Regions from separate parts of the Homo sapiens genome. Here region 2 is linked to region 1. Evidence: chromatin contacts called from ENCODE Hi-C or POLR2A ChIA-PET data. All regions are on one chromosome and are shown on one strand. Each heading gives the region's core, a stretch centred on a gene start or an enhancer-like site at or near the end of the contact. The rest is flanking DNA. Distances are from core to core; before and after follow the strand shown. Region 1 holds the start of GEMIN4 (gem nuclear organelle associated protein 4). Region 2 overlaps NXN (nucleoredoxin).

What was found. Hi-C counts contacts between places; a loop is a spot of excess contacts on that map. ChIA-PET counts read pairs that join two places held with the same protein, here RNA polymerase II (POLR2A). Pooled maps may share reads with other maps.
Region 2: a map with no recorded cell type shows a loop between it and region 1 (6-fold over the local background). The contact joins the enhancer-like site here to the promoter of GEMIN4 in region 1. A Hi-C loop is called at or near these places in 1 of 37 single-sample maps with no recorded cell type and 2 of 50 pooled maps. POLR2A ChIA-PET finds 5 or more read pairs at or near these places in 5 of 52 experiments (HCT116, MCF 10A, OCI-LY7 and 2 more).

The regions. Positions count from the first base shown.
Region 1 is chr17:749,951-756,511 of GRCh38, reverse strand. It overlaps GEMIN4 (gem nuclear organelle associated protein 4), which reads left to right and starts at 4,248. Exons shown (of 2, transcript NM_015721.3): 1 at 4,248-4,379. The coding sequence starts at 4,370. It also overlaps the pseudogene DBIL5P. RefSeq lists silencers at 3,869-4,128, 4,309-4,728 and an enhancer at 4,909-4,968.
Region 2 is chr17:877,094-883,654 of GRCh38, reverse strand. The region is part of intron 1 of NXN (nucleoredoxin); the gene reads left to right. Among named protein-coding and RNA genes, the nearest start is that of MRM3, 98 kb to the right of the region's middle. Within about 2 kb of position 3,899, at least 27 of the 41 ENCODE cell types and tissues checked have a DNase peak (open chromatin) inside an H3K27ac peak, as active enhancers do.

The sequences.
Region 1 (6,561 bases), core at 2,999-5,498:
TTTAGGGCCTCAGTATGTGGGATATGACGACGTTTCTCTTCAAATAATCTGATCAATCTTTTATTCTTTAATTCATAGCGCCCCGCCCCCTTTTTCTCCTTTTCCCTTTTTGCCTTTGTGAGATGCCCAGGCACGCCACAGCACCAGGCGTTATCAGTACCAGCTCACATTCCTTTCCTTATTTGGAAAGAGGACTAACTTTCTAGCTCATTACAGACACCCCTTCCCCTTCCTCTCCGCTTTCTTTTACGGGCCCACCCTATCTAAAAAAATCAAATGTTTAGCCAAGCGCGATTAGTTTAGATTGTACGACCTGACCCCGGCCAATGGGGAAAGGGTAGAGGGGCAGGACTTGTGTCAGGAACAAAGGCTCTCGTGCCCCTTTGTTCAGGTGTGCTCTCATGACAACTGGCCAAGGAGGCACCCCTCTGCACAGAAGTAAAATTGCTTTGCTAAGAATCCTTTGTTCGAGTGTTCTATTTCCTTAGGATTTTGAGCATTATTCCTAACAAGTATTTAAAAGGGAAAGAGCAGGAAGGGAGGGAAGAGGGAAAGGAAAAATACAGGAGGGTAGGTAGGGAGATAAGTGGTTACATTCTTATTAGGCTTTGATCAGCGCTCACCAAATCTACATGTCACAGTGAAAGGAGGGGGTAGAGGAACAGTCAGTTTTGCATTCAGCTCAGTAAATCTACATTTAGCACTCACCAAATCTACATGTTACAGTGAAAGGAGCAGGCAGAGGAACAGTCAGTTTTGCATTCAGCTCAGTAAATCTACATTTAGTGCTCACCAAATCTACATGTTACAGTGAAAGGAGCGGGCAGAGGAACAGTTACGCATTCAGCTCAGTAAGTCTACATTTAGCACTCACCAAATCTACATGTTACAGTGAAAGGAGCAGGCAGAGGAACAGTCAGTTTTGCATTCAGCTCAGTAAATCTACATTTAGCGCTCACCAACTCTACATGTTACAGTGAAAGGAGCGGGCAGAGGAACACTCAGTTATGCATTCAGCTCAGTAAATCTACATTTAGTGCTCACCAAATCTACATGTTACAGTGAAAGGAGCGGGCAGACGAACAGTCAGTTATGCATTCAGCTCAGTAAATCTACATTTAGCGCTCACCAAATCTACATGTTACAGTGAAAGGAGCGGGCAGAGGAACAGTTATGCATTCAGCTCAGTAAATCTACATTTACTGCTCACCAAATCTATATGTTACAGTGAAAGCAGCAGGCAGAGGAACAGTTATGCATTCAGCTCAGTACATCTATGTTTTGTCTCGGCTGGTGAGGGATGGTTTCTGGTGTTGTCTTTGTCCCTTACCTATGAAGATAAGCTGTTAATTTATATTGTCAGGTGAGGGAGACCACCTGGGGAGATATGTGGCCTTCTGTCTTGTAGCTTATCTGTTTAGGAACAAAAGGAAGTTTTTTGCATATTCCATGACTCAATTTCCAAGCTTAACTTTTCCTTTTCGCTTAGTGAATTTGGTCCCAAGATTTTATTTTCCTTTCACAGTATACCCCATGCCCATCAATCCCATTCCCCCTGCATCCTATAGGTAACCTCTTCTTAAGCAAATACAAATAGATAAATCCTTATTTTCTGTTTTTTTTTTTAAAACTTTATTTTACTGTTACTTTCTGCTGTCCTAATTATGGCACATTTTTACTTTCTAGGTTCTGTGATTTACAGAGTGGTCTGGCTATGTGGACAGCTTCTAAATTGTCACCACATTTTGGAGCAAGATGTATTATTTTTACAATTAATTTACATTTAACATGAATCATGATCCTAAGTGCATCAGAATGTCTTCATAACATTCGCCAAAGAAGAGAGGGCAGCACTGCTGTTCTACAGTGTGGCTCTCACCTGGTCCACAGTTACCAGAAATAGTTCTTTCGTTGCTGTGATGTCCTGGGTGGGCTTCATTCTTTAGTAATGTACTTTGTCTACAGCAACTTCCTGCAACTATGTGAACAGATCTTGAAGACACACAGTGAGGTTTGGTTTCCTTTGTCCTCTTAAGTCTTTATGGTTGTTGCTTCTATTGTTTATTGGTCCCAGTGAGAACTGCAGCTGACCTGATGTCATGATCTGTGAAGATAGTTTCTATTAAAGAAGAAGTACCAGGAAATCCCATATGCCACCGTAGACCTGCCTTTCTGGATACCATTTACTACTCCATACTCCAGCCGCCATGCACAATGGTTGTGTATGAGGCTCCTGTGATCATTAACAGGAGTAGAAGCTGGGCTCAGACACTCTGGCACTTGCATAGGTCAAGGGGTGTGTTGTGCTCTTGCAACAAATCCCACATAGACATCCATATGCATATTGTCCCACCGTCCCCTAAGCAGAAACCAGGGTTAAGTACAGAATAGTCCCGGGAACATTTTGGTTGCCCGGCCTTAGGTGAGCCTTTCTGGGGCTGGGATTTTGACACCATCTGCTCCATTGTTTCTAAACTGCTGTGTTCTGGCGCATCAATTGTTTCATCACATTATCATCACGGAAAGCTTGGTCTCCCTCAAAACATGAACCGGGTAGGCCCTGTGTTCCAGTGGGGGCTTTTGGACTTGACTTTAGTGTTTAGGAGGACAGAGTCCCTCTCCCCTCTGTGGTGCTGGGGTATTAGTAAATCAGCCTTGAAGAGATAAGGGGCTGGGGCCTCAACCTCCCAAGAGGCTGTCACTGGAGAATGGTCTCCTGCCCTCAGATCTTGGGCATTTCCACAGCACACTGTCCCCCTCGTCCTTCCAAATACCTACATACGCTCTTGTAATAGGAGAGCTGGGAACTCCACCCAAAACCATACAAAAAGTTAGTCTGTGTATTTGGACGCCTCCCCAGCACTCAGTCACCGAGTTTCTCCTTTCCAACAGCAGTCACTCTCATGCAGTTTAAGTGATTTATTGATGTCTCGGCTAAGCTTGCGACAGTTTCAGGACATTTCAGCCATCAAGGTCTAAGAAGCCCTTTCCATTCCCGAGGAGCCCTCAGCCAGCCTCCTTCTTCCTCATCTCCTCACTCTGGCCGCGTAGCCCCTCATGGCGTCCATCTTGGACGCCCCTTTGTTCGCGCTCCACGCCCCCCACTTCCTTCTTCGTCAGCTCCTCCACTTTGGCCGCGTAGCCCCTCATGGCGTCCATCTTGGACGCCCCTTTGTTCGCGCTCCACGCCCCCCACTTCCTTCTTCGTCAGCTCCTCCACTTTGGCCGCGTAGCCCCTCATGGCGTCCATCTTGGACGCCCCTTTGTTCGCGCTCCACGCCCCCCACTTCCTTCTTCGTCAGCTCCTCCACTTTGGCCGCGTAGCCCCTCATGGCGTCCATCTTGCACGCCCCTTTGTTCGCGCTCCACGCCCCCCACTTCCTTCTTCGTCAGCTCCTCCACTTTGGCCGCGTAGCCCCTCATGGCGTCCATCTTGGACGCCCCTTTTTTCGCGCTCCAAGCCTCCCACTTGGCCCTGGCTCTCACGTCTGAGGCCGGAGGGCCGGGGATGTCGCAGTCGCCCTGGGTGGCCTGTTTGTACAAGCCGTAGACCAGCAGCTTCTCCTGATCGCTCACGGGACCCTTCAGCTGCTTGAGGGCCGCGCAGCTCGAACTCCACTTGGCACATGGGGTGGTGGAGGCGGTCCCTGGTGCTAGAAGCTGGAGGTGGAGAGTTGGAGTGGCTGTTACTACTCGATCTCAGGGGGAGGAGACAGGCACGCGATGTTTGTGTTTTGTCAAGCACAGATTGCAAGCTCGGGGTCCAGCGTAAACCCCACCATGTTTGGGCTCACACGGCGCATTTTCTGGGGAGGACCAGCCGTCAAAAAGCGTCTAGGATCCGGAACGCTGCTGTCTGGAGGGGGCGGCGCGGCAGGAGCGCGTTGAGGGACTGTATGTGGCGCGAGCTGGGCGGGTGGGAGTGGAAGCCTCGCGTGGTGCGGCCGCGCTGGGTGGTGGGCGTCCCGGGGGAGGCGCTCGGTGGGGGTGAACTGTGTGCGGGGCACGCCCGGGGTTACCGGGTGAGGGTGAATGCGGGGCCGGGGAATCATGAGCCCGACCCGCTGGGACCCCGGAAGAGGGGCCGGGCAGGGGACGGTGCGGAGGGGTCTAGTGAGCGACGTCCGGGTACCTGAGGGCTGGTGGGAGGGCTCTGCCGGAAGGCGGCGCTGTGCGCTTGGCGCGCTCGTTCGTGAGGACTGCGCGTGCGCGGCGGAGGCTGTGGGCGGGGCCGGGCGGAGGTTGTGAGCAGGCCTAAGCGCGGCCGCCGTGGCTCCTGCGTCTCCCATCGTGCCGTGCGTCCCGCGCCGCGTTCGAGTTCTCGGAGGGGAGGGGGCGTTAGCCCCGCGCAGCCGCCGGCGTCGCCGCCATGGACCTAGGTGGGTGCCGCGGCTCCCCGGCCCCGGGCTGCGTCCAGCAATGCGCCACCAGAGCGGTGCTGCCCCGTCGCGTCTCCTCCTGTCGCGCACGCTCGCGCGGGCCCGGACCGAAACGTCCCCCGCGTCGGGGCGGGTCTAGGGGTCCCGGGGTGGCCTTGGCGGGGGGTGGTCCGGGTCCCGCCGCGCGTTGGGCCGCGTCTTGCCGCCTCCGGCCCCCTGCGCTTGAAAACACGGAGCAGACGTGAAGTTAGAGCCCTTGGAAGCGCCCGGGGCTCGCGCACGTGCTTTGGGAAACGGGCTCCCTCCGAGCACCCCTGGGCGCCCCGACGGCCTCATTTCCTGAACGGCAGCTGCGTTCTTGAGCAAGTGTCTTAACGCTCCAAGTGTCTTACGCTCATGACGTTTCCTCATCGACAGAGCGGGGAGAATGGAAGTGTGTCTCCCCACTGAGTTTTGGGCGACTTTGCATTGAGATCGCCGAGGTACAGTGTCCCTTGTGGGGTTGCGCGGGTCACACCCGCGGTGGGGGCGGCTGCGCTCCTGAGGTATCACTTTGTGAACCTGCGTGCGTCCGGATTCAGAATCTTACAGGCAAGGTCTGGGAGGGAGCCCATAGGAACTAGATGCTCCCTGCTAAATCTTGGCACACGCTGCTAAGACCAGGAGGCTGTTCTGGGAGAGCTGGGGGTGAGGCACCCCGAGATGTGTCAGCAGTAGTAGGCTGGGGGGAAATGGTCTGGTCCCCGCCCCCAGACAGCTTTTCAGGAGCGGAATGGCAGAGCTCTAAGGGCTTGGAGCCCCTCAGCCGTAATTGCTTCCCAGCCCCACCACATTCAGGCTGGGACACCCTCAGCAAATCGTTTCTGCGCCTCAGTGTCCTTATCTCTAGAGCAGGAATACTAGTCCTCAAAAGGTGATTGTGAATAGAAGAGATCTTACCTGTGTACCACCTAGCACAGTGTCTGGCATGGAGTAGGTGCTTAATAAACCTAAGAAGCGGGCTGTGGCAAGCACTAGTTAACCATCCATGATAGAGTACCGGAGTATTTTCCAGCTAGTAACCGCCCTGGGACTTACTACTTCAAACTGTGCGTACTTAATGCGCCTGGAAGGCAGGTGTTTAGGGCCAAACATCTGCTCAACTAAGCCAATAATGCAATAAAATTAAATTTACAGCGTCAGGAGGGACTATATTTTGGGACCCTGGGAGAGCCTCCTGAGCCAGAAAGAAGGGCGGTAACCCCCAGGGAGGTCCCCTTCGCAGCGTAACCCTCCCTGGGAGTCGGTCTCAGCCACTGTGAGATGAGATGGATTGCCTCCACAAGTGGGTTACATAGTGCTGAGCCCTTGGCCTGCTGCCGCTCCCATAAATGGTGGGAGGGGTAAGATGGTCCTTAGTCTCCTGGAGTCAGTGTTTTCTCTGCTGGTGTCTGGCCTGTGAAAATGGGGAATATGAGCTCTTGGGGGCATGACAGACTGAGGAAGGAGTAGCATCTCTCACTCCTGGGAAAGGGGAGATGACTCAGGAATGAGGAATAGGGAGCAGTGTTTGCACCCTCGTTTTAGTTTCTGGGCCAAAGGAAACATACCTGATAAAGACCTACATCCTTTGATGTTTCTGAGCTGGGGGAGGCAAAGAATAGTGACAAGATTCTGGTCTTGCCAACCATGAAAAGGTTTGGGGAAACCAACATTTACTGAGCACCTAATTAGACTCTGTAACTGGATTCTTACTGTAGCTCTATCTCATTTATCCATCATAGCGTCCCGGGGAGATGGGGTCAGGAGATAGCAGTGCCAACCCACTAGCAAGGGCTTGACTGGTATATATCACATGATCCCCAAAGGCATAACATGAAGTCTGTATTATCCCCACATATGCAGAAGGAAGGCTTGGAGAAGCAATCTGACCAAGATCACATCCCTTTTTTTTTTTCGGAGATGGAGGGGGAGTCTCACTGTGTTACCCCAGCTAGTCTTGAACTCCTGGCCTCAGGGATCCACCTGCCTCAGCCCCCCAAGTAGCTGGGATTACAAGTGCTAGCCACTGAACCTGGCCAGAATCACATCATTTTTAAATGGCTGAACTAGGATTTAAACCCATGTCTGATTAAACATCCCAAGATGTTTTCCATGGTAAGTCTGTGTCAATCGTTAGTTCCCTGAAGGAAGGCTTAATCTA
Region 2 (6,561 bases), core at 2,650-5,149, 130 kb before region 1:
GCCTTCCTCAGTGCTTTTCTTTCTGGGCATTTCTGCCCTTCCAGCATCGACCTGGCTTCATGGAGAGGAGACCAGAGGGTCCCCTCCAGAGTCATCTCTCTTGGGAGGAGCTTTGGCTTCTTAGCCTGGCATGTTTTTGGCCAGCTTCTTTCTTTCCTTAGCCTGAGGTCATGGAGGTGATGTAGGCGGGGTTTGGAGCTGTGGATGGAAATTTGAGGCCTGTGCTGGTTCAACTCCAAGAACAAAGACTACTTTGACAACAGCCAGTGAGCAGCTTCTGCTGGGAGTTCTGGGCGGGGGGCAGGGGTGGGAGGAAGAGAGGCCTCTGTGAACAGGGTGTTTCCATGTCTCAGAAACAGATTCAGTAAGAGACAGTCAGCATCGTCTTCCCCCAGCCTTTCCCTTACTGGCCTGATTGACACCGTCGCTGTCTGAGTTGTGGAGAGAGAAGGAATGGGCAGGAGAGATAGGAAACAAGGCCCTGGTGTGTGTTTTTTTCTTTCCATTTAAAAATAGGAAGTTGGCCAGGTGTAGCCTTCCCCAAGTAGCTAGGACTCGAGGTGCACGCCACTACACACAGCCAAGTTTTATTTTTATCTTTTAGTGGAGACGGGGGCTCACGCCTGTAATCCCAATGCTTTAGGAGGCCAAGATGAACAGATCACCTGAGGTCAGGAGTTCCAGACCAGCCTGGCCAACATGGTGAAACCCTGTGTCTACTAAAATTAGCTGGGCGTGGTGGCGGGCGCCTGTAATTCCAGCTACTAGGGAAGCTGAGGCAAGAGAATCGCTTGAACCCGGGAGACAGAGGTTGCAGCAAGCCAAGATCGCGCCACTGCACTCCAGCCTGGGCGACAGAGCAAGACAACGTCTCAAAAACAAAACAAAGAGGCCGGGTGCGGTGGCTAACGCCTATAATCCCAGCACTTTGGGAGGCCAAGGCAGGCAGATCACGAGGTCAGGAGATCGAGACCATCCTGGCTAACACGGTGAAACCCTGTCTCTACTAAAAATACAAAAAATTAGCCGGGCATGGTGGTGGGCGCCTGAAGTCCCAGTTACATGGGAGGCTGAGGCAGGAGAATGGCGTGAACCCGGGAGGCGGAGCTTGCAGTGAGCCGAGATTGCGCCACTGCACTCCAGCCTGGGTGACAGAGCGAGACTCCATCTCAAAACAAAACAAAACAAAACAAACAAAAGAAACCCCTGCAATTGAGGCAGTTGGGGCAGAGACGGGGGAGGGCTCCGCCTCATTCAGGAGCTGTCTAGGAAGTGACTGAGCAGAAATGAGGAAGAGAGAAGCATGGGGAAGGACTGCCAGGTTTCTGGTTTGGGGACACTGGGTGGAGGGTAGTTGGTTCCATTCATGGAGACAGGGAACCATGGCAGGGAAAGGCAGGGAGGGAGGGAGGGGAGGTGGTCACTTGTGGGAAGGTGGCCGTGCTCAGGAGGCAGCACCCTGTGCCCACGCTGGAATTCTCAGTTACCTGGCTCTAGATGAGATGAAGACAAATTATTTTTTTCTCCTTCTTGTTGGTATGAGTTCTTTTTTTAGGTTTAATTTAACACAATAAAATTCATGGTTCTTAAGGACCCAGCTCAGTGTGTTTGAACAGCTGTTATACCGATATGAACAATTATCCAAACAAGACCAAGAACATTTCCATCTCCCTGCACAGTCCCCTGCTGAGCCTCTCTGGTGACTCCCCCTCCCATCCGTCGCTTTGGTTTTCTGTCACTGTAATTTAGTTTTGCCTGTAGACCGTCATGGAAATGGAATCGTACAGTCAGTGTTATTTTGTGTCGGGCTTCATTTGCTCAGCATGATTGTGAGGTTTATCCTTGTTTTTGTATACATCAGTTTGTTCCTTCTTATTGCTGAGAAGTGTCCCATTGGACGAGCATCTTGTCACAGTGTATCCATTCTTCCAATGATGGATGTATGTGAGTTGTTGTCAGTTTGGGGTGGGGAAGGCTGTTATAAACATTTTTATGGACTTAAAAAAATTATCTTGGGTAAATACTGATGAGTAGGAATCCTGAGCGGTAGAATTCTGAGTCGATTATCAGGTAAATGAACATTTACCTTCATAAGATGGACCAAACGGTTCTTCAAAGTGGTTGTACTGACCAGGCATGGCGGCTCACGCCTGTAATCCCAGCACTTTGGGAGGCCAAGGCAGGCAGATTTCTTGAGCCCGGGAGTTTGAGACTAGCCTGAGCAACATGGCGAAACCCCGTCTCAATGGAAAATTTTCGAGTGTGGTGGTACGCGTTTCTAATCCCAGCTACCCGGGAAGCTGGAGGATCACTTGAGTCTGGGGTGCTGCGGCGAGCTGAGATCGCACCACTGCACTCCAGCCTGGGTAACAGTGAGATCCTGTCTCAAACAACAACAAAGTGTTTGCACCATTTATGTCCCCGGCAGCGGAGTGTGAGACTCGCACTTGCTCCACGTCCTCACCCGGGTTTGATACTGTGGGTGTGTTTTACTTTTGCTATTCTAGTCAGTGTGAAATCATTTTAATTTGCATTTCCTTGATGACACCTTTGCATATTCTTACTGGCTGTCCACCTATCTACTTTCTGGACGTGTCTGTTCATATCTGCTTGTTGAGAGTGTGCACTCCCAGAGCCTGGGCCACGGCTCAGCTACCTGCCGTAGATGGGGCAGGAGGGAAGGAGACGTTTGCAGAGATTTGAACCACAGGAACCAGTCAGCCCCTTGGAGCCCTGGCCCAGGCTGTGGGATTTTCGGAGGAGGCCTTCCATTTTCATCTGTCCTGTTATCAAACCAACTGCATTACTTAGTGTCTGCTTGGAAGTATCTGTCCTTCGCAGTCAGCTTACTCTTTTGGCCAAAAGGAAGCTCTGCTCCTAGATATGGATAAGGAATTTGACAGATCTCCAGCCCTGCCCCCTTAGGAGAAGGCCAGCCCCTCTGCTTCTTCCCCTGTGAGTGGACGTCCTTGGATGCATTAGCTCAGGCGAACTTGGAAGATTCTGTGGGTTTTGTGTGGCCTATTTTGAGTCTCATTGTTTGGCTTTAATCAGAAAAATAAACACTTATTTTTAATTTTCTCCCTGGCCTGGCTGAGCTAGGTTCAAACGATCTTTTTTAACTTGACCACATGTGAATGACCGGAAATGATGTCCTGTTGGGGAAATGGGTCATTTCCAAGATTTTCTCTCCAGGAAAAGTGTAACTTATTAGTTTCCTAAGAAAGGCTCTAACAGGCCACAAAGAAGTTCTTATTAAGACGTTTTCTCCTTTTATGTGGTCCTAATCACAGCCTTATCACAAACCCCAGCCCTGGTTGTTAATCCAAGGTATTTAGTTCTTGTATTTTATATACAAGGAAATAAAGAGACGCCTCCCTCACTCCTCCGCCCCCGGAAATAAAGAGACGCCTCCCTCATTCCTCCGTCCCCAGGAATGATTCGCCCAAGGGTGGGTGTTGTCTCCGGGGACCAGGATCAGGAATTACGCCCTGAATAAGGATAAAGACCTTTTTTCCCTTCACTGAAACAATCATTTTAAAAAATTTGCTGTGATCTCACTTTTTTATTTTAAATTCCTTTAATGAAACCTCACCCTCAAACTTGATACATCAGAAGATTTGCTTGGACTAAAAGTGGAATTTCCATCTTAACCACATGGCTCCGAGGTTCTGCTCTCAGGATGAATTGGGCTCCATGTCATTTTGTTTGTCACTTTCTTCTCGGACCAGCGCAGTGGCTTCACCACAGTGGGCACTGTGGTTGGATTCCGTACCTGTGAGAGAAGTTTCTAGAATCCTTTGGCTTGAAATACACATACTTGGCCACATTCTTTCTTCTGAACCGTCTTCTGTTGCCGCCCCCTGCCGGAGGCTAGAAAGAGACACCTGCAGAAAAGCTCCTCCCACCAGCTCTCCTCCCAAGATGCAGAAAGGTGACGCCCGCCAAACCCCAGCGGGTTCCCAAGAGGCCTTTGTGTTGGACGCCTCCTGCTTCTCAGTCAATGAGTCGTGTCCTTTCCCTGCTTGCCAGAAACCTTTAGCTCCACGGGTTTAAAACCAGACTCGTGGCCGGGCGCGGTGGCTCATGCCTGTAGTCCCAGCACTTTGGGAGGCCGAGGCGGGTGGATCATTTGAGGTCAGGAGTTCAAGACCAGCCTGGCCAACTTGGTGAGACCCCGTCTCTACTAAAAATTCAAAAATTAGCCTGGCATGGTGGGCGCCTGTAATCTGAGCTACTTGGGAGGCTGAGGCGGGAGAATCGCTTGAACCTGGGAGACGGAGGCTATAGTGAGCTGAGATCGTGCCACTGCACTCCAGACTGGGTGACAGAGTGAGACTCTGTCTCAAAAAAAAAAAACAAAAAACCAAAAACCAAAAACCAAACCAAAACAAAAAAAACCCAGATTCCTTTCCCTGCTCTTCACTAGTTTTTCTTCCGCTTTGTTCTCTCCTTCTCCTTCCCTCTCTGTCTACTTGTTGTTTTTTTTGAGACAGAGTTTCTCTCTTGTTGCCCAGGCTGGAGTGCAATGGCGCGATCTTGGCTCACTAAAACCTCTGCCTCCCGGGTTCAAGTGATTCTCCTGCCTCAGCCTCCCGAGTAGCTGGGATTAGAGGCGCCTGCCACCACACCTGGCTAGTTTTTGTATTTTTAGTAGAGAGAGGGTTTCGCCATGTTGGTCAGGCTGGTCTTGAACTCCTGACCTCAGGTGATCCACCCACCTCAGCCTCCCAAAGTGCTGGGATTACAGGCGTGAGCCACCGCACCTGGCCTGTCTACGCATTCTTTCATTAATTTGTTCTTTAAACACATATTAGAGCTTTTAACTGGCTCTGCGTGTTTTTTTAGGCTCTGGTTATGAATAGGGTCTCACTGACGCATCTACCCAAGCTACAGGCCTTGACATTCTCATTTCCCCCCATTCACTGGGTTCAATCAGGTTGGGGCACTATTGTTTCACTAGTCCCTTAATGAGTCCACCAACTTCCAGTCTCACCCTGTCTACACAGCTCCCAGAACAACCTGGCTACAGTACCAGTTGTTCACGTCACTGCCCTATGGGCCAGCCCTCATTACGGGTGGATCCAACCCAAACTCCCTGGCGTGGACTTCAAGGGCACCCCCTCCCCTGCCCCCAAACCCCACCTTCAAGGGCACCCCCTCCCCTGCCCCCACACCCCACCTTCAAGGTCCCCCCACCCCCGCCCGCAAACCCCTCCTTCAAGGGCACCCCCTCCCCCACCCCCAAACCCCACCTTCAAGGGCAACCCCTGCCCCGCCCCGAAACCGCACCTGGCCTTCTAGCATCCTCACCTTTGCACACTCTGCTCAGCCACACTGGTCGACCCCCAGGGTCCCCAGACACATCGCCCATTGCCGTACCTTGGAACCTTTGAGCATGATGGCCCCTGCTCCTGGGATTCCCTCCGCTTCTTCTCTCTCCGATGAGGTTGTGTACTAATGTCAGCTGTACACGTTGTCTTTTCAGCATGTTACCTCCTCTCAGAAGCCTGCCCCCACGCTGTGCAATGGTCGCTGTGCAGATCTCTGTTACGGCGTCATTGCCTGCATTCTACTTAGCTCTCGTCTGTCTCCCCTCCAGACTGTGCCCCCAGGGCTTCCAGGTCTAGCCTCATTTCTAATAGTTTGTTGCCACGATGTCACGAATTAGAGCCCTGTCTGTTAGCCCACAGGGCTCCAGCCTCACCCTCTCCCACAGCTCCCGTGGCCCTCCTAGCAGCCTTCAGAGCTTCATGGTTCACAGTCTGGAAAAACGTGTGCTGAGCTCTGCCTGCCTCTTGCTGTTTCTTGGATGCCTCGCCCTATCCCACTCCTGGCCTGCCTGGTGAAAACCGGTTCATTCTTCACAGAGCAGCTCAGACGCTACGGCCTTTCCTCTTCAGTCGCTCTAACTCACAAGGTTAGATGGTAAAAATAACGAGTATTTTGTAAAGCACTGAGCGTGTGCCCCAGACATTGTTCTAAGCATCTTCCCCGATTTCCTCTATGTGCCAGTAGTATCGCGCTTTTCCTGTATCCTAATAGTTTATGTACGCGTCCGTCTTCCGTATGGGGCTGGGCCTTCCATAAAGGAAAGAAAGGCTCGTGTATCAATTATCTTTCTGTTCCCAGCCTTTAGCACAGGGCTTCACACGTAGAAGGAATCCAGTAGTGGCTGGTAAATGCAGCTGTTTGAAAAACACAGTCGCGGCCGGGCGCGGTGGCTCACGCCTGTAATTCCAGCACTTTGGGAGGCTGAGGCAGGTGGATCACGAGGTCAGGAGATCGAGACCATCCTGGCCAACATGGTGAAACCCCGCCTGTACTAAAAATACAAAAAATTAGCCGGGCTTGGTGGCGGGCGCCAGTAGTCTCAGCTACCAGGAGGCTGAGGCAGGAGAATGGCATCAACCTGGGAGGCGGAGCTTGCAGTGAGCCGAGATCATGCCACTGCACTCCAGCCTGGGCGACAGAGTGAGACTCCGTCTCCAAAAAAAAACAACACCGTCGCTGTTCCCATAGTTGTTTAGTACGTTTGTTTAATATATTAAGAATTAGTTT